3 separate regions of the Homo sapiens genome follow, and regions 1 and 3 are each linked to region 2. A link is an interaction called in ENCODE POLR2A ChIA-PET data of the cell type or tissue named here. Cell type or tissue: CD4-positive, alpha-beta T cell. All regions are shown on one strand. Each heading gives the region's core, and the rest is flanking DNA. Links, peaks and the distances in the headings are about the cores only.

Evidence for each region. Peaks named below come from ENCODE experiments on the same cell type or tissue, not always from the same donor. Only the 100,000 strongest peaks of a DNase experiment are listed, where the experiment ranks them.
Region 1: POLR2A ChIA-PET joins it to region 2 with 18 read pairs; 4 of 35 experiments call an interaction of 5 or more read pairs at or near these places.
Region 3: POLR2A ChIA-PET joins it to region 2 with 13 read pairs; 3 of 35 experiments call an interaction of 5 or more read pairs at or near these places.

Annotation. Positions count from the first base shown.
Region 1 is chr1:229,055,657-229,062,214 of GRCh38, forward strand. No RefSeq gene overlaps it. Among named protein-coding and RNA genes, the nearest start is that of LINC02815, 96 kb to the right of the region's middle. RefSeq lists enhancers at 3,186-3,686, 4,314-4,813. In CD4-positive, alpha-beta T cell, for the core only: no CTCF peak of the experiment used is centred there; DNase peaks (open chromatin) are centred at 2,565 and 2,815; H3K4me3 peaks cover 520 bases; H3K27ac peaks cover 907 bases.
Region 2 is chr1:229,125,307-229,131,864 of GRCh38, forward strand. The region is part of intron 1 of LINC02815 (long intergenic non-protein coding RNA 2815); the gene reads right to left. Among named protein-coding and RNA genes, the nearest start is that of LINC02815, 26 kb to the right of the region's middle. RefSeq lists an enhancer at 4,716-5,010. In CD4-positive, alpha-beta T cell, for the core only: no CTCF peak of the experiment used is centred there; DNase peaks (open chromatin) are centred at 4,135 and 5,085; H3K27ac peaks cover 224 bases.
Region 3 is chr1:229,250,097-229,256,654 of GRCh38, forward strand. LOC102723935 (a long non-coding RNA gene) reads right to left here. Exons shown (of 3, transcript XR_426935.4): 1 at 6,191-6,558. LOC124904540 (a long non-coding RNA gene) reads left to right here and starts at 3,254. Exons shown (of 2, transcript XR_007066924.1): 1 at 3,254-3,386. It overlaps TMEM78 (transmembrane protein 78), which reads left to right. Exons shown (of 1, transcript NR_172940.1): 1 at 1-1,714. RefSeq lists enhancers at 2,802-3,676, 3,677-4,550. In CD4-positive, alpha-beta T cell, for the core only: no CTCF peak of the experiment used is centred there; DNase peaks (open chromatin) are centred at 3,345 and 3,695; H3K4me3 peaks cover 764 bases; H3K27ac peaks cover 1,930 bases.

The sequences.
Region 1 (6,558 bases), core at 1,591-4,090, 71 kb before region 2:
GGGGACTCCAGCTTTGTCTTCACAGCGGGGCATCCTTTGGCTGGTGCTAGGGGAGTAGGTGCCAGGGCAGGTAGAGTAGGTGATTTTTACTGCAGAAGGGCAGGCAGGCACTGAAAATGAAGGAAGACCTTCCAAGCATGGTTCCTACAGCAGCAGAGGCTGTTTTTCTAGATATCACAGTGATATTCTCATGTAATCTGATGATAACTGAAATGAGTGACTGAAGCAAAAGTCTCAGTCAATCAAGGTTTATTAAGCCAGCTGGAGGGAGCATCCAGGGAAAACACTGACACATCTGTGGCTGTTTTTTTCTAAAAAGGTTTTCAGAAGGTTTAGTCTTTGTACATTTCCTTAAAGGGGGGAAGGCAGGTAGGAAGACAGGCAGGTAGGCAGTAAGGTAAATGGTCACATTCTTGTAAGACTTTAATTAGTGCTCACTAAATCTATATTTTACATAAGATAAAGGGAATGTTTGAAGAGAAAAAAGGGAGTAAATGAAGAACTGATTATGCAGACTTCTCTGGGTAGGTGGAGGAATGACTGGTCTCATCTTGTCTATGTTCTGCACCTGGGAAGATAAGCTTGTAACTCACATTATCAATACAGAATGAACTGACTAGTTTTTGGCGCTAGCCTTAGACTGTAGATCCAAAGTTACAATTGACATGTGCTTATTTATAGGAGGCTAGCAAAGAATTTACTTATGAATGGTCTGTGGGGTAGTCCTTTGTAGATGTCTGAGGACTTTTACCTTCCAGAGGGGAACCACATAATGCTGGTAACAGCTCTTCATTTGGAAGGGAGTGTTATGTGACTCCGTCTCCAGGCTTAACCTTCCCTTTTGCATAAGGACTTCGGGGGTCCTGAGAGTTTTTTATTTTCCTTTACACCAAATTATACCAACAAACACAAGGGCTGACGAAAGAGGATTCAGCTGCATAGTGGGTTCCAGAGCCAACTATTAAGAGATAAAAGGACATTAGGTTAAATAAAAATTCAAATCAAAAAGTGAGGTCTCAAGGCTTTTGGTTTTGGGTTGTTTTTTGTTTTGTTTTGTTTTGTTTTGTTTTGTTTAGGGGACAAAAGAATCTTGTGAAAGTGTTCTAAGCAAGGAGTTAGGAGACCTCAAGTCTAAGATGAGCCAGGGGCATCAAGTAAGCTGGTAACAGCACCTTGCCTTATAGGCCAGCAGGCCTTGGTCTTACGTTATGGGTCACATAGCCTTAGTGTTATGGGTCACAGAACGCCCTAAGAGTAACCTGATGAAAATGATGGGCCAGGCAACTGAGGAAGCTGCACATCAGCACCCACTGAGTTGTTGCAAACTATTTTTTAATTGCATTGGAAATGTGTTCAGTCATATAGGCAGAATGTAAAATCAACCTAGAGAACGTAACAGGATATTACACGAGGACTTTTCCGGTTGTGTTAGGATCTTTGCTGAAAAGAACTCTTAACAAGCACCTGCACATTCTAAAGGAACATATTTGAAATAATTGCTAAATGGTGCTAAAAGGTGGCCAAATACTAGTTCTTTGAATTTTAACCAATCACACACCTCTAGGCTACATAATGGAAAAATGAACTCATTAAAGGGATGCGAAGATGCCTTTAAGGAAAGCTGGAGTGTCGGTTGGGTATATTACTACTGCCTCTGGGAGGAAGCCACCCTCCTCTCCACCCCTACCAAGCCTAATAACCAGTCCCAGAACAGGGGAGTCAAGGCTGCCCTCTCACCTGTGGATGTAGTTCAGGGGTCAAACCAGGAGAGGAAATGGAAGTGAGAATCAAGGGCATCCAAGTGAAACAGAGAAAGGAAAAACCACTCGATGGATCCCTGAGAGTGCTGGTCCAGCCTCCGTCCTCACCTGCTGGAATCCCACCTGCCTTTCGAGGCCCAGCTCCATCTGCCATTCTGGAAGCCTCCCACAGCTGCCAACTTCAACGGTGATCTCTTGACCCCCTTACAGCACACTTGGCCATTATGGGCCCTCGGATGCTGCCCAGGTATCATGGCAGCAGCACTCCCTGGGTCATAAGTGGCCTCTGCCACATGCATCTTTCACTCCATCCCCAGCCCCAGAGAAGACAAGCATCTCACCTCTTCCCCCTCAGCACCTTGCCAGAGGTGCTCAGAAAACAATTCATGAGTGATTACACAGCTAGTTAGGTACAATTCTGCAGGCCATTTGTCTAAACTCAGTCCCAGGCTGTTGAAGTTACTCCAACCTGGATACTGGATACCCCTAATTCTCCTAAAGTTTCCAGCTGGGTCCTGAAAGCTACAAGATACCTATCTTTCTCAAACATATTGTCCCCAGGCTGGGTCACCCAGTGGAAAGGCCAAAAACATGCTTAGGGCAATAGCAAGATAGGGAGCCCAACACTTTTTTTATGTGATGATTTACATAGGCATCATGAGAAAAACGCCTTCTTAAACATATGGCTTAGTGTCGGATCTGCTTTTAGTCGCACATGGGTGACCGAGGTGGGATGTGCCAGGTCTTTTCATGCTTGGGGCTCCTACTCTGCTGGCACCGACCCACGCCGTCTAAGATTGTGGCTTTTAAAGGTTCTGTGGCTTTTAAAGCACTTCCTGTGCAGGTCTGCTCCGCAGCTCCAGGCGCTACACCTTCTCAACCCACAGGTCAGGGAATAGAGGCCCAGAGAGGGTCAGGGATCCTAGTCCGGGGTTGGTGAGCCCCCTGGGTAGGGGATTTATTCAAGGGCTGGGGCAGATGCTGTGGATGAGGCTTCCCCACTCCCTGCTGTGCAAGGAGATCCTGTTGTTGGCATTGCCAGCACACCGCCAGCACTTGATCCTCTGGCTCAGAGCCCATTTACCTGAGCAACTTGCCGCAGTGCTCTGAGGTTCCATTTCCTCCATTACAAAACATAGCTAATAGTATCATATCTCTCTGGCCTAATACCAGAACTTTAATTAGGCTTAAATGAAACATAGGAGAAAACAACTCAACCAGGACCTAGCATGCTCCTTCAGGTTTTTGTTAAGGTTGGGGCCCTGGGGGACAGGAGGCCCCATCCTGGAGCAGGAACAGGAAAGTGTGACCGACTCTCCTTGACACCCTGAGTGGCAGATCCAGAGCGCTGTCACCAGGAACAAGGGGAAGCTCACCAGCGGGAGCCTCCCAGCCCTCCGCTGCAGTGTCTTCCGGGCTGCTAATGGGTTTCACGTGTGCAGAGGCCAATGCCTCAGTCCTGGGGATGGGGTCTGGGACAGCTCCTGTGGCTGTCTCCTCAGCCGTGAGCAGCCGCATCCTTTTACAAATAATGAATGCCGTTTTCCATAGCTGCCACGATGCAAGAAAAACTGAAAAAACAACCCGGGTGAGAGGACAGTCTGTGCTGCTGGGCAGAGGCCAAAACCTGAAAACAAAGCAGAAACTCAGACCACAGGTTGGCATTCTGTGAGATTCAGAGGACCTGGGTTGAGGAAGGAGTGTCTCCATGGTCACAGCACAAACGTCACTTAGGAAAATTTACACTCCTCTTCCCACCCAGGGGCCTCATTAAACCACCCACCGAGACATCCCCAAAATATGATTTGAAATGAGCAAAGGATAGTTTCTTATTTTTACGCACATTGTTATAAATGTAGCATCTTTTTTTAAAATGTGCTGTTTTATTGCTGTGTTACAGGGATTTGCAAACTTTTCCTGTAAAGGACCTGATTGTAAGTATTTTAGACCTTTGCGATCACACATACAGCCTCTGTTTCAACTACTCCGCTCTGCCGCTACAATGCGAAAGAAGTCTTAGGCAATAGAAAGGGCATAGAAGCGTTCCAACAATACCTCATTTACGAAAACAGGTAGGGGGACAGATTTATCCCACTGGCCAGTTTGTCACCCTCATGCTCTGTGATATGCCTTCTAAATAAAACCATTGTGTTTGTGCTGCAAATACAATTATAGGACAATTTCTCTTTCAACCAAACTCCTGCCTTCAAGCCCCTTCTATGTAAAAACCCTGGAACCACCCTTGGTCCTGCAGAACATTCCCGATACCAGCTGAGGTTTCTGTGCACCAACTCAGGCGGCCTCCCTGGCCAGAGACAGGAGGAGCCAGGAATTCTGAGTTAGTCCTGAAGACAGCCAGAGATCAGAGAGGTCAGTGCTCTTGGCTATTCACATAGGAAGTTGGTTTTCTGTTCTTTTCCAGAGAACTGCACAGATAATACACAGATCGATGCCAAGTAAAACAAGAAGGAAAAGCTGGCTCTGTCCAGGAAAGAGCTGACAACAAACGTGTCCTGACTGGGAAACGCTTTCTGCTGCTTCCTCCCTGCTGCCCGGCAGTGAGGGGAGAGGTGGGACTGGGGCCATCGGGCCCTCACGTGCCGGGCAGGGCTGCTGTGCTCAGCAGAGGATGTCTGTACAATCTCATTTCCTTGAGATTTTCAAGAAAAGGTGAGGTTTTCACTGCTTAGAATGAGGGATAGAGACAAGATTTCTTGAAGAACAGGAAGGGCAAGACTTCTTACAGTTTTTCCCAGTGCTACTATGATAATCATCATGGCCTGATGAAGGTTAGAGTTCTAATTTATTAATAGTTTCCTAAGTGCCAGGCACTGGACTAAATGTATAATCTCCACTTTACAGAGACAGAAGCAAAGATTTGAGATAGCCTGTCTAAAATCTCACTGTAAGTGGAAGAGCTGGAGTTTGAACCCAGATAAACAGAATGCACAGGATGTGTGTGTGTCTGTGTGTTTGTGTGTGTGTGTATGTGTATGTGTGTGTGCTATGTTTGTGTGTTTCTGTGTATGTGTTTGTGTGTATGTGTATATGTGTGTGCATGTGTGTGTGTGTGTATGTGTGGGTTTGTGTGTATGTGTATGTGTGTGTTTGTGTGTCTGTGTGTTTCTGTGTGTGTGTGTGTGTGTGCATAAAGAGAGAGAGGGAGAGAAACTTTATTTTAAGGAATGGGTTTACAGGACTGTAGAGGCCAGGGTGATCTAAAGTCTGTAGGGCAGGTGGACAGGCAGGAAACCCAGGGAAGAGTTTCAGTTCAAAACTGAAGACCGTTTGCTGGAGGAATTCCATATTCCTTGGGAAATTTCAGTCTTTTTCTCTTAAGGTGTTCAACTGTTTGGATGAGGCCCACCCGTGTTATGGAGGCTAATCTGCTGTCCTTAAAGTCTACTGATTTAAATGTTGATCTCATTTAAAACACCTTCACAGAAAAATTTATAATATTTGACCTGTCCAGGCGTGGCGGCTCACGTCTGTAATCCCAGCACACTGGGAGGCTGAGGTGGGAAAATCGCTTGAGCCCAGGAGGTTGAGACCAGCCTGGGTGACATAGTGAAACCTCGTCTTTACCAAAAATACAAAAATTAGCTGGGTGTGGTGATACACGTGCCTGTGGTCCCACCTACTTGGAAGGCTGAGGTGGGAGGATCCCTGGAGCCTGGGAGGTCCAGACTGCAGTGAGCCATGATCACACCACTGCACTCCAGCCTGAGTAACATAGCAAAACCCTGTCTCAAAAAAAATTAAAATTAAAAATTAAAATTTAATGCTGTATTAAAATAATAATAATAATAGTTGACAAACTATCTGGATACCATGGCCCAGACAAGTTGACTTATAAAATTAACCATCACAGGTCCCATAGGCAGCATCTGCATCACCAATGGAGCCTGTTCAAAACACAGAAGCTGAGTGCAGTGGCAGGCACCTGTAATCCCAGCTACACAGGAAGCTGAGGCAGGACGATCACTTGAGGCCAGGAATCCAAGATCAGCCTGGGCAACATAGCAGAACCTCGTCTGGAAAAAAATTTAAGTATATGGAAGGATGTTTGTGGGTTATATGAAAAAGAAAGAAAGAAGATAGAGAAGGAAGGAAGGAAGGAAGGAAGGAAGGAAGGAAGGAAGGAAGGAAGGAAGGAACGAAGGAAAGAAGGAAGGGAGGAAGGAAAAAAGGGAGGAAGGAAGGAAGGAAAGAAGGAAGGAAGGAAAAAAAGTATAAAAGGAAGGCTTTGTCCTGGATCAGTGGCTTTCAAGTCCTCTTTTCCTCCCACCAGTGGGATCCTTTTTAGTAAGTGAAATAATTGCACACAACCCCCAAACACATAACAGATAAGAAAGAAATACTCTGGCAGCAAAGGGGAGGTGGGGTGGACAACCTTGACCAGCCTTGTCTAGGGTGTCCCTTTCCTTCCCTTGCACCTGCAGGCGGCTCCTGAACACAAGGCTGGGTAGAGCACTTGAGCACTGCTGCACAGGGGAGGAGCTGAGGTCTCTTTCAGCTCCTACGTTCTGAGCCTTCATCTAAGAGGCCTGGCCCTTCAGTGGCAGCCTGGGGAGTGGGCAAGCGTGGTCTTCACAATCGCAGTCAGCCCGTATCCCTAGTTGTCCTTCTCACCCTCTGGTTTCCTGTGCAGACAAAGAATCGAAGGGGACAGAGGGCTTTGGGACTCTGGGCTCACTCCAGGCCCACTTTTCCTTCCATTACCCTTTCCTGTGCCCTTTGAAGTGCCCTCTCATCTGTGCCCACCTGAGTAGAGCCCAAGGGAGGAGAACTGAGCCTG
Region 2 (6,558 bases), core at 2,700-5,199:
TAGTTAATTATTATTAAAATCAGTTATAGAGATACTCATTTTTTCATTAAGTAAAATATGTATTGTAGAATAGATACCCAAGTAATACGATTTTGAACGATACAGCCAGGATTTTTAAATGCTTTATTGTTGCTCCCATAAATTCCTCAACTACCAAAATTTGTGCTGGGAAAACTAATCCTTCCTATCTTGCTTTCTTGGGTCTCTAGAATTATCTTCCTTTCTGCCCTCAAAAGGATGTGATCTGCCACATTTCCAAACACCCGCTTCCCCTCTTGGGATCTCTGTCTTGGTGGTTATATCCTTTCTGGAATATAATTGTGGGTGAACTTGCTTCATCATCTCATTTTTATTATTGTTATTATTATTTTTATTCCCTGAGGGGCACTAGGCCTAGGACATCTATACTTTGTGTTAAACACCATATGGTTTATCCACAACACACACCTGGTAAATGTGTCTGAAATGACTACTCAAGCCCCGAATCAAAATGTGGTCACTCCCATGGTGTGCAATGGAAAACTGGCCCTCAAAGAGGCCGCACTGAGCGTCCAAGACCTGGGTACTACTGCCCCCAGTTGAAATCTTAATTTTAGTTCTATCCAAACTATAAAGCTAGGAAGCTTTGGCTCCTTCCCTAAAGAAGCCGCATTTCCCACTCATTGCCATGCCCCCTAATTGGAAGGAGAACCCACATTTTTTTTTCCTGAATCCAAAGTCTTAGTCTGGAAGTGGTGCTGTTCTCTACACCTTCATCTATGTTCTATCCTCTCAGCCAGCTTCTCCTCCCTAAACCAATGGACATCTTGAGAGCTCATGTTTTCATGTTCCTGTGGGAAGTTTTTAGACAAATAAAATTAGGAGATGTGGGATGTGGAGAACAGACAAAAGTTAGACGGAGGGTCAGCATGACTATAAGATCAAATAAAGAAAGATGCAGTTGGTGTTTTTATTTTTATTTTTTTTACACTGGGAATTGTTTGGTGTTTTTATTTTTGAGCCAGGGTCTCTGTTGCCCAGGCTGGAGTGCAGTGGTACCACCATAGCTCACTGCAACCTCTGCCTCCCAGGCTCAAGCGATCTTCTTACCTCAGACTCCAGAGGATCTGGGACTACAAGGCTCTTGCCACCACGCCCGGCTAATTTTTGTAATTTTTGTAGAGAAGGGGTTTCACCATGTTGCCTAGGCTGGTCTTGAACTCCTGAGCTCAAGCAATCCACCTGCCTTGGCCTCCCCAAGTGCTGGGATTACAGGCATAAGGCTCCTTGCCCAGCCGCGGTTAGTGTTTTTAAGCACGAAGAAAAGAAATGTATTTCATCTGCTATCTGGATCCATGTGCTGTAACTAGAGACAAAATAATCCTTGAAGGGACCTGAAAACTTACTTTCAGATGTTTTTCTGGGATACATCACTTTGCTAGGTGGTAACTCAGGCAAGCATAGAGGGTGTGACCGTACTGGTTTTCTTTATAAATCAGATATAAGATGAGAAACAAAATGCATAAGGATGCCTCCACTAAAAGGTCAGAAGAAAGATGGAGGCGGTGGCACACGTAAGACAAGTTAGCAGAGGAGGGGGAAGGTGATGTGGAGGGAAATGAGGTTAAAAAAATTAACTGAAGAACATACATGGGCAAAGAAATTTAAAGATAAGGCTATATTTTGACTAAGCAGGTTTAGTCAGGCAACAGAGACAAAATTCCCTCAAAATTAATTTCAATGAACATAATTCTTTTTTATTATAGTTTTTAAATTTATATATAATAGTTGTGCATATTTTGGGGGTACGTGTGAGATTCTGATACCTGTATGCCGTGTGTGATGATCAAGTCAGGGTAATTGGGATATCCCTCAGCTCAGACATTTATCCTTTCTTTGTGATGGGAACATTATAATTCTTCTCTTCTAGTCACTTTGAAATTTACAATAAACAACTGTTAACTGTAATTTTCCTATTGTACTATCAAATACAATGAACATAGTTCTTAATGACAGACATCAGAACTTAGAAGTTTTCAAGATGGGAGCAGAACAAGTTTTGATCAAATGTACACATTCTTAACTTGTGAACTGACCACCCCAATCAAAACAGATTTGAGCAGCACTCTGAGAGAGGACACGTTGGAAACCACAAAGGAAGTGGCTAGTGGGAAGGTGCAGGGATGGGGAAGCCCCAGGAGGCCTGGAGCCAGCCCTCAAACTCAGAGCCACAGCCAAGCGGACTACAGACAGCCATTCTGTTGCTGGAGGCATCAAAGCCTTGTATGAAAGAGGTCCAGTTCTGATGCCCACACTATCCACAAATGTTAATTCTTCTCAGTGAACCCCAAAGCAAACTTGTGAACAATGAGGGAAGCCTTCAATTAAACTTTTAAGCATTCTTGAACCTCCCCTCTGCAAATACTTATTTGTGTTATGGGTAAGTTTTGAGTTACAGATTGTCGACATGGGGGATGGATTCAAATGATTCAGCTACATTTCAAAAATTCTCAAGCTAGAGATCAAGTTTGAAATGAGTATGGATCTAGAAGAAGCTGAGAAAACAATTCTAGGAGATTTAGACGAACCAAAATGTATTTCTTCTCCCCAGTCCTAAACTAGTCCATGTTTTTGTTCTAAGTGGCCTGCTGTACTTTTGTAAAACAAAAAGACCACCCAAATCTCTAGTATTCTGCGGCCTATATAATCAGTGGGCAGAGTGAATTTTCCTTCCTTGCCATGGACCAAGAAGAGCCTCATACACCCAACTGTGGCCTCACCAGATTGTTTTTAGCCTGATGATGAGCCTCTATTAAACCCAGAATTTCTTTGTCCCAAAGAAGGGTCATGTGTGTTTAACAGACATAAAATCTGCACTAAGTGGGAGTCCTGGGCCAGCCTGCTGCGGCCTGTGCATGGTGAGAGGGAATCCTGCATAGCCCATCTGCTGCAGAAGAAGTTTCCAGAGAGGAAGAGAGGCCACCCAGAGACAGAAGCTCGTCCTCCCACGTCTCTCTAAATGAACCTGGTTTCTGCTTTCCCCGGCTGCTCCCAGAACCATTCAGATCTCCCCTTACCCTCTATTTTGCTATTGACTTGTAGAGACAAGGCCCACTTGGGCCTGCTTAAAATAGAACTCCCTGCGCTGGAGCCAGTTCTATATCAGTGAGTGTGCGTGTATGCTGATTTTCTTTGTCCTCTTTATAAATGAAAAAACTAAAGGTAATTACAATAAGAGCTTTGTTTTTTTAAAATTAAGCTCTTAATAAGTATCATGAACTAGTCTTTTTTTTTTTTTTTTTTTTTTTTTAGACGAAGTCTTGCTCTGTTGCCAGGCTGGAGTGCAGTGGCGTGATCTTGGCTCGCTACAAACTCCACCTCCTGGGTTCAAGTGATTCTCCTGCCTCAGCCTCTCGAGTAGCTGGAACTACAGGTGCCCGCCACCACACCCAGCTAATTTTTGTATTTTTAGTAGAGACGGGGTTTCACCGTGTTAGCCAGATGGTCTTAATCTCTTGACCTCGTGACCCGCCCGCCTCAGCCTCCCAAAGTGCTGGGATTATAGGCATGAGCCACCGCACCTGGCCTCTCAGTTTTATAAGCATTACCTTATTTGAACTTCACAAACAACCTGAGTGGTTATGAGCTGAGTATTGTTGCTATTATTAATCTATAAATGAGGAAACTGAAGCTCAGAGAGGCTTATTTACTCCCCCAACGCCACACAGCTAGTAAGTGATGGAGCCCAGATTAAAACTACTCAGTCTGACTCCAAAGTCTCTCCGTCTCCCTCATTCTCTACCCGTCCACACCACGGTAAGCTAGTTATCTAAAGGTACAAACAGGAGTTTTAACTTTTACTTTTACTCGTGAAAAATAAACCCCAGGAAATTTGAGCCATAAAAGCATCAGACCGACCCTTGGATTGTTCTGCAAAATCAATGCAGAGAAAGCAGAAAGGCTTTCATTGAACCGTGTAGCTAAAAATAAAAGACCCAACGAGCAAAGATTCCCTAGTGCTGGGCAGGAGAGGGGATCAGGGAAGTAGAAGAGAGAGGCAGCCTCTGAAGGGGCTCCCACACAAGTGCAGGGCGGCAGCACCTTAGCCGCAGAGCCCCGGGTGCTCTTCTTCCTGCCGGGACACCTGAGCCCACGTTCTCCTCTGCTGCTTGCCTCTTAGCACTCAAGCTGAGGTGTCGAGACCACATCCCAGAGGGCAAATGGCAGACAGTTAAGGAGCTGAGCAGCCAGCTGGGGTTGCTTCTTCGTCCCCAGAAGCCCCGCCAGCAACTTCTGTAGACCTGCCCATGGCCAGGACCTCGTCACAAAGCCTCCTCTGGATGGGGGGCCAGCCTCTTGCAGCTGCCCACCCAACCAGGGTGCTCGTAGGTGTCAGGCAGGACTCAGCAGCAGAGAGACAAGTCTTTCTGAAAGCAGAAAGGGAGTGCTCATGGGGAATTACATGACTCCCGGAATCATTAGGAGGCAGGTTCGCTTCCCAAAGCCACGCCACAGGGCTGGATGCGGAAGGACCTGCCTTCTGCTACAATTAGGGAGGCCCCAGTCACACCGGGAAGCCAGGGCTAAAACTGCAATGCTTTTTCTAGGAGCTCTGCCCCTACATGGGTGCGTCCCTCCCTGCCTCTGTCTCTCAGCTTAACCCTGCCTCAAATTTAGTCTCGTGACAGAAAAAATGGGACTAATCTGATTGGCAGAACCCACATCACATCCAGAATCCTAGCGCAAAGGTGCTGGGAAGCGCAGACTTGCTTTCCAGCTGTTGCAGAACTAATGGCACAGAGGAGGAAGCTGGGGTGGATGCCACACACGCCCATCAGCCACGAGTTAGCAAAGGAAGCAGAGACCTATTTCCAGGGGACTTTGGCTTCTGAGCTGCTGGTGGTGGGGGAAGGGAAAGGGAAGGGCACTGGGGTGAAAACAACCCTTCTTGCTTTCCTGTGCAGAGGACTCAGGATGTGGTTGGTGAGCCCATCATCTGGGGAGACGCATGAAGGGGAAAGGGGGAAAGAAAGCTTCAAAAGAAACATGGCTGAAGGGTTCCCGTCCTGGAGAAGAAGGGGTGGTGCTGGCCGTGACACTTACCCTATTGCCTCACAGACCTGGAGCGATTGACCTCTCTTGTGCACACCAGGGAGTGGGAGGGACAGGGGGATGAGGACATAGGCCTGCCTTGAAGAGCTTGCACCCTAATGAGAAAGCTAGAGCTGAGAAGCGCAAAGACAGGATGGAACAGGCAGGGTCCTTACAGTGCTACAGATGGGTAAGCTGAGGCCTGGGGGGTGACCACCTGCCTGGCATCCCCTGTGCCAACCTCCACCCCCCAGCAGGCTACTTCCATAGCGATCCAGGCTTCAGAGCATCTCAGGTTCCAGAGAGGCTCCAAAACGCACCAACTCAAAGTCTGTTTTACTGGAAATGTTCATGAAAATCTATTCCATTACTATTTAGATTATCAAGGCACACCACAGGGTGAAGTTTAACATGCAGCAAAACTTTTCTCAAGCCTCTTTTTCCAGCTCTCTCACTGATTCTCCAAAACTTCTCTCTTACTCTCTGCTCCCAGCAAAGCCTTGCCTCCTGGCAGCCCATGTGGGTGCCTGATTTTCTTCTGCTTCTTTTATTTAACCTCTACTCTTAATTCTCTCCTGCAAGGAAGTCTCTGATTCTTCTTCTGTAATTCCCAGCTGTCTCCCCACCACTTGCCTGCTTGAATCTCCATTTCTCTTTCTCTCTCTCCCTTGCCCTGATTCTAAATTGTAAAAGCCCAGAAATGGAGCTGGCAAAGATAGAATCCACTTTCGTCGGTGAAGGGCAGAGAGGTTATGAAGGCTCCTATTGCAAGCAATCATGGTCTCTGTTCACTCCCATAGCAAAGAGAGGAAACGTGAATCTCCTTCTCTCGAGCAGGTAGCTTGGCGTTCATTACCCTTCTTAGGAGCACTCCATAAATGTCTGAATCTCAGCAAATGTGGCCCCCCACCTCCTCCCCATCTCTGCCCTTGAACACTTGGAAGATCTTTAGAACCTGTCATCACTTGCCCAGGTTCATGGCAAAAGCAGACCTAAGTTGGAAACACCTGGCTCTCAGCCTCTCCACCTTCACCCCTGGCTTCTTCTGCTGTCAAACTCCTCTGAGTTTTTAAGTACAAAATGTGACACTTTCTGGTGTTGACCAAGCTGGAAACCAGCAGGTGCCCACATCTTAGACTACCCCTGCCCTCAACAGCAGCTTACATACTTAGAGTTTATTAAATCTGTTTACCACTACTCTGCACCTTAGCACAAGCATTAGTTAATCCCCTGTTTGGAGATCAAACCCAAGAAACATTTAAATATGATCTCCTGCCCAGTGTGGCAAACAAATCATTTCCATCATGGAAAAAAACCAGGGAGGAAAACAATGGTGCATTGAAACCAGTTATGCAACACAATCCTCAGTGATCAAAGTCCTCTGGTTTTCAATTAACGCAGGACATTCAGAGGAAGAGGGCTGCCTGCTTATTGATTAGTTGATTGTTTATGAAATGAAGAAACCTCATCTTTTCTCTATATTCTACT
Region 3 (6,558 bases), core at 2,188-4,687, 120 kb after region 2:
GCCTCCTGAGTAGCTGGGACTACAGGGGCTTGCCACCACGCCCAGCTAATTTGCGTGTGTGTGTGTGTGTGTGTGTGTATGTGGTAGAGATGGGGTCTCACTATGTTGCCCAGCTGGTCTCAAACTCCTGGTCATAAGCAATCCTCCACCTCGGCCTCCCAAAGTGTTGGGATTACACGTGTGAGCCACCATGCCCAGTCTCTATTTCTTAATAGTGTCAGCAACTGAAAGATATAGAAAAGGAAGTCTGTTTGGTGTGTCTGTTGCCTCCCCAAAATCTTCAGCCTTTGTAGGACAGTGCATCCCACTGGGCAAAACCAGAGAATATTCTTTTGTGAGCCCGTAAGTAATTGTCTGCAATAGACATGCAGGGGCCTCTACTGTCATCTCTTATGCAACTGAACTTCCTAAAAACTGTGGTGTTTATCTCTTCTGTTGCTCAGCACTGCTGGGACTGGGACTGCAAAAAACAAAAAAGCACCCAGGTTTACTGCCCTTAAAAAACTGACTGCTAGAGGAGATGAGCATATACATGACAGGATGTGATAAGATATTAAGCAGAATGTGATCAGAATCATAGGAAGTATATACAAAAGATGGGAACACTAATAGAGGTGACTACAACCACCTGCTTTGTAGAGGAGATGACATTCAAGCTGAGTTTTAAAGGATGAGTAGGAGTTGGCCAGAAATGGAGAGGGAGAATAAACCATGGGGAAGTAGTACACAGGCATGGCATGTTTAGAGCATTTTTGGAGCAGGGTAACCAGAATATACTGGAGGTTGCTAGTAGAGGAGATTGGAAAAGAAAGGGTCAGATTATTAATGGATTTACGTATTATGCAAAGAAGTTTATATTTGACCCTTTTTTTGACAATCTGGCATTTAGCCTTATCATAAAATAAAGATCTCTCAATGCTTCACATAGAAACTTCATCTGATCTCTTGAGGATCAAAAAATGGCTTTCTGGGTTTTTTTTCTTTCTCTCTCTCTTTTGTTTTTAATATCTCACATATACTTTAACCACCATAAATTCAAGTTTTCTCTTACTCAGACATGAGTTGCTTAACAATGGAATAATTCATTTCTTTATTTCTCAACATTGCCCTTTTGAAGGTTTTAGGTTTTAGGTTTTCTAAAACTCTGAATACTTTTGGCTATCATTATCCAGGGAAAGCCTGAAGACACTCCAAAGCACAAGGACAAAAGAGACCTTGTTAGATCTAATTAAGCGCTCCAGCACCAGGGGCACGGGGAGCAAGAGAAAAATACAGAGTCAGAAACTGAGCCGAGTTCTATGGTGGTACAGAGTGAGGCCTGCTTCACTGTGGGCTGGGGCTGGGGCAGGGAGGCCTTCATCTTGCTCTAAGCTGTGCAAAGTACCTCCCACGAGGCTAAGTATAGAGCTACTCAATAAAAATTATGCAATGTGGCTGGGCACGGTGGCTCACATCTGTAGTCCTAGCACTTTGGGAGGCTGAGGCAGGTGGATTGCCTGAGCTCAGGAGTTCGAGACCAGCTTGGGCAACACGGTGAAACCTCGTCTCTACTAAAATACAAAAAATTAGCTGTGCATGGCAGCATGTGCTTATAATCCCAGCTACTGGGGAGGCTGAGGCAGGAGAATCGCTTGAACCTGGGAGGCGGACGTTGCAGTGGGGCAAGATGGCGCCATTGCACTCCAGCCTGGGTGACAACGCGAGACTCCATCTCAAAAAAAAAAAATGCAATGCTTAATAAACTCTCTCTTATCCTGATCCTCCTTCCTCTCCTCCTCCTCCTCCCACCACCACGTCTCTCCTCATTCCAGGTGGCTTTAAATATCAACTGTATAATAAAGCCTCCAACGTGTATTTCCCCAACCTTGACCTCTCTTGACTCATACATCCATCTGCCAACTCAACATCCCTCTGTGATAGTTAACAAGCAGCTTATGCTCTACAAATCTTGATTTCTGCATCCTTCACGTGGCAGACGACATTGACCAAAGATGGGCACAATACCTCCTATCCCACATGTTCTTCTACAATGTGACATCGACACCCTCCCATCCAGGGCCAGGGTCCGTGTCTCCTTCCTTTGAACTCGGACCAATCTTCGTGACTCCTTCAAGCAATAAAGGACAGCAGAAATGAGACTATGGGAGTTCTGAGGCAAAGGCATGAAAATGTCACCTGCTTCATATCTTGTTTTCTTGGGAGGCCACTTTTGGAGCCCAGCCGCCATGCCATGAGGGAGTGAACCCCAACACGAGGAGGTGCAGGAGTTCTGGCTGACATCGCAGCTGACGGCCCAGCTGACAGCCAGCATCCACAGCCAGACGTGTGAGTAACAAGCCTCAGATGGCTCCAGCCAACCTTTGAGCTGCCCTAACTAATCTCACCTGCAGCCGTCCCCATCGAACCCTGCCCAGGCTGCAACTGGTGAGCAAATCAAATGATTGCTGATGTTTCATGCCACTAAGTGCAGGATGGTTGGTTTGTTTGTCACTCAGCAGTAGATAACTGAAACGCATCTGCCGAAAACCTTCTCTGATTATAGAGCCATTATCTACTCCACTGCTCAGGAAAAACCCCACTCTTCATCTCCCAGCAAATCCAGTGGATTCTGCCTTCAATTATATCCAGAATCCAGCCATTTCCTGTCACCTCCCTCCCCATCCCCCGCAAGCCTCTATCATCTTTCAGGATGGGCAACAGCCCCTAATGGCTCCCCACGTCTGGACTTTGTCCCTTACAGCCTAGTCTCCATGAGTCTTTAGCATCCTAGTGCCTCTTGTTAGTAACTGTCTTGTGCCCTATCCCTTAATCGCATCAGGTCTCACTCAGAATTTAAAAATAGAAAAATGCTTTCAGTGGCCTACAAGACCCCATATTCTGCCCTACACAGCCTGGTTCACTCCCCATTCCATTGATCTCCCTGCCCCGGCTGCTGTCCCTGCAGGCCCCATCAGTATGCTCCCATCTCAGGGTCTTTGTCTTCTGGAGGGCTCTTCCCCCAGATACCACAACCTTTGCTCCCTCCCTTCCCCTTCGGTCTGGGTACAAATGTCTCCTTATGGAAGAATCCTGCAGGCACCCTACTGAAAGCAGAACTATGGCTTCCCCCGCCCTCTCGCCCTCCAGGCAGGCCCAACCCCCCTCACCATTCGTTTTTTTCACTTACTTATCACCGCTGATGTGCTATATATTTACTTATTTGCCACATCTGTCTCCTCCCACATGCAAGTATTGCTCCATGAGGTCAGGAACTCTGCTTTCTTTACTGCTGCATCCCCGGGAACCCTAACAGCACCTGGAATTAATGAGCATGCAATGTGTACTTGCCGAGCAGATGTGAATGAATTACTTTGAAACTGACGCCAAAGGGCACCATCAACACAGAGGTGAGTGAGTCAGAATAGTCCCGCCTTTGTTCCCGCTCCCTTAGGATAGTTTCTCTTTACTTGACTTCTTTAAAAGAAAATCCATCAACAAGTTAATCACAAGGAAAATACTGACGGATTTTCCTCATTGCCAGACATTTAGAAAATATTCTGCATCTTTCTTCAGCCTCTAGGCTTCCTGACATTCCTTGAAGATGTTAGATCTAAACAAGCACCTGAGACAACTACTTCACTGAACTAAACACATGTAAATATAATCTTGATGACGCTGCCTTAGAGGTAGAATTATGTACCTCGAAGTCACTGAGACTTTCTGCTACTCTAGAAACCACTTCCTGTGTTAAGTGCAAAATAGGCATGATTTTATCTGTGTTCAGAAAGAAAAGTCAGAAAATTAAATTACAGTGATAGCTTATCTTATGCACAGGGCATTTTTCTTTTAACAACTAGAAGCTTTAAAAATCGAATATGTAATTTATATACCTTATAGAAAGATTTTAAAACATACATTAAAAAGTAAATAAAAATAATTTAAAATCCCAGAGGCTGGGTGCAGTGGCTCACGCCTATAATCCCAGCACTTTGGGAGGCCCAGGCAGGCACTTGGGGCCAGGAGTTCGAGACCAGCCTGGCCAACACGGTGAAACCCCCTCTCTACTAAACATACAAAAATTAACCAGGCGTGGTGGCACACGCCTGTCGTCCCAGCTACTTGGAAGGCTGAGGCAAGAGAATCTCTTGAACCCCAAAGGCGGAGATTGCAGTGAGCCAAGAATGTGCCACTGCACTCTAGCTTGGGTGACAGAGCAAGATGCCATCTCAAAATAAATACATAAATAAATACATAAATAAATAAATAAGTTTAATCTAATCCCAGAGATAACAGTTATTACTTGATGCATATTCTTTTACCACTTTGTCGATGTATCCATCTACATATTTATATTTTTTCTTATTAAAATGGAGCCATACCAAAACAACTGCTTGAAGTCTGTTTGAAGTCAGCTTTGCCCTTTAAGATTTCGAAGGTAGGCCAGGCGTGGTGGCTCACACTTGTAATCCCAGCACTTTGGGAGGCCGAGATGGGCGGATCACCTGAGGTCGTTAGTTCAAGACCAGCCTAGCCAACATGGTGAAACCCTGTCTCTACTAAAAATACAAAAATTAGCCAGGCGTGGTGGCATATGCCTGTAATCCCAGCTATTCGGGGAAACTGAGGCAGGAGAATGGCTTGAACCCAGGAGGTGGAAGTTGCAGTGAGCCAAGATAGTGCCACTGCACTCCAGCCTGGGCAACAGAGTGAGACTCCATCTTAAAAAAAAAAAAAAATTTCAAAGAGGTAGAACCTTTACAAGTCTTCAACATTGTCTGTAGGGAGAAGATCTCAACACGCAGCTCAGGACATCCAGCTCCTGGTCCCTATTCAGCACAACATTAAATGACAAGACCTTGGGTAGAAATACTTTCATTCTCAGAGTGTCAATTTCCCTGCCTGTTCAAATGAGACAGGTTAACTACAAAAGCTAGGCACAGATCAACTCTGTGGCTTCTCCCCTTGGGTGCCAAAATGTTAAAGCTTTGAAAATGGCAGAGTATTTTCAGGTGTGGCATCACACTGCCACCCCTAGGCTCATGAGAGATATCCTAAAAAGACTGAAGCCTCAAGAAGCCCTAGATCCTAGCTACATTTATTCAAAAGCTGGATAATTTACATGCTAGGGGGAATTCTTACAGAAAATGCCATTCATTCATTCATTCACTCACTCAACAAATATACAGTGAACACCTATCCTATGAAAAGCTAGATTTATAAAAAGGTTAGAAAGGCATGACTGATATTTGCCTTCAAGAAACAGTCTAGGGGTAGTAAGTATATAGGTGAGTACATGAGAAATTATGACACAGCCTGGTGGTTGCCGTGGAATATGTGAAGGAGCACTGGAAAGTCATAGTTCAGGAAAAGATCATGGAAGAAATGACACCCTGAGTCTTGAAGAAGGAATAGGATATCAGAGCACAATGATTAGAGAAGGTTGGAGGAGGAGGACAAGATGGGAAGAAAGGACCTTTAAGGTAGAAAAAGCTTCCTACACAAAACCCACAGCATGTCTGGAAATGATGAGTGGTTCTGAAGCAACAGAAAGGAGCGTGCCTGGCAGTAGACAAGAAGGGGCAGAAAGCGGGGTGGCCAGGCCTGGAGGGATGCCAGCTTCAGAGTCAGAAGAATCCGGGCTCCCCTAAACTCAACCATTCACTTGGGGGTGTGGGGGAGATGAGGCAGGTGCTGAATCGGCCAGATTTCAGCTCTGAGCTTCTCCTTATCTCTAAAATGGAATCATAAAATCCACTCCTTGCAGAGTTCTTCTAAGAATTAGGAAGAAAGTGTGAAAAGTGTCTGCCATGTAGAAGACATTCCATGTGATGATAAGGTTATTGTTATTAAAAGTAAGTTGGAGTCAGATCATGGTGTGCTAAAGAAGTTTTTTATCCTATGGACAGTGGGGGTCACAGAAGGATTCAAACAGGGAATTACACAATTTGATTCACGTTTGACAGAGCTCTCTGTGGATCCAATTGGTACTTAACCTTGGAGCCCCTTGAAATTCTATCTAGAATATTCTGTGTAAATGCATATGTGTACTTTACTCAGGAAGAGTCCCTAGTTTTCATTAGGCCACAGTGAGCCTGTGACTCCATACAGGTTGAGAATCACTGACAAGAGAAAAAATACATTGGGCATGGTGAGGTGGGCAGGAAGGGGAGGTGGAAAGAATGAGGAGATGCCATATTGTAAAAATACTCACCAGACCTGTGAAGACGACCACATGGAGAGGAACTGCAGCCTCCTGCCGACAGCCAGGTGGGTGAGCCATCTGGGAAGTGGGTCCTCCAGCCCCAGTCTAAACCTCAGGTGACTGTAGTCTCACAAGAGACTCCAAGTGAGAAGCACCCAATTAAGTTGCCCTTGACTCCTGATCCACGGAGACCGTGTGAAAGAATAAGCTAATCATTTGAAGCTACTAAGTTTTGGGGTTCATTATAGAGCAATAGACAACTGATACATTCCTTTAAGTGTTACCACAACTCCATTTCTGGGCATCACTGCCTTTGGCTCATTTGAGAGTCAAGTTTTCATGAGAAGCTTCTTTGTAACATTTCCACTCACAGACCC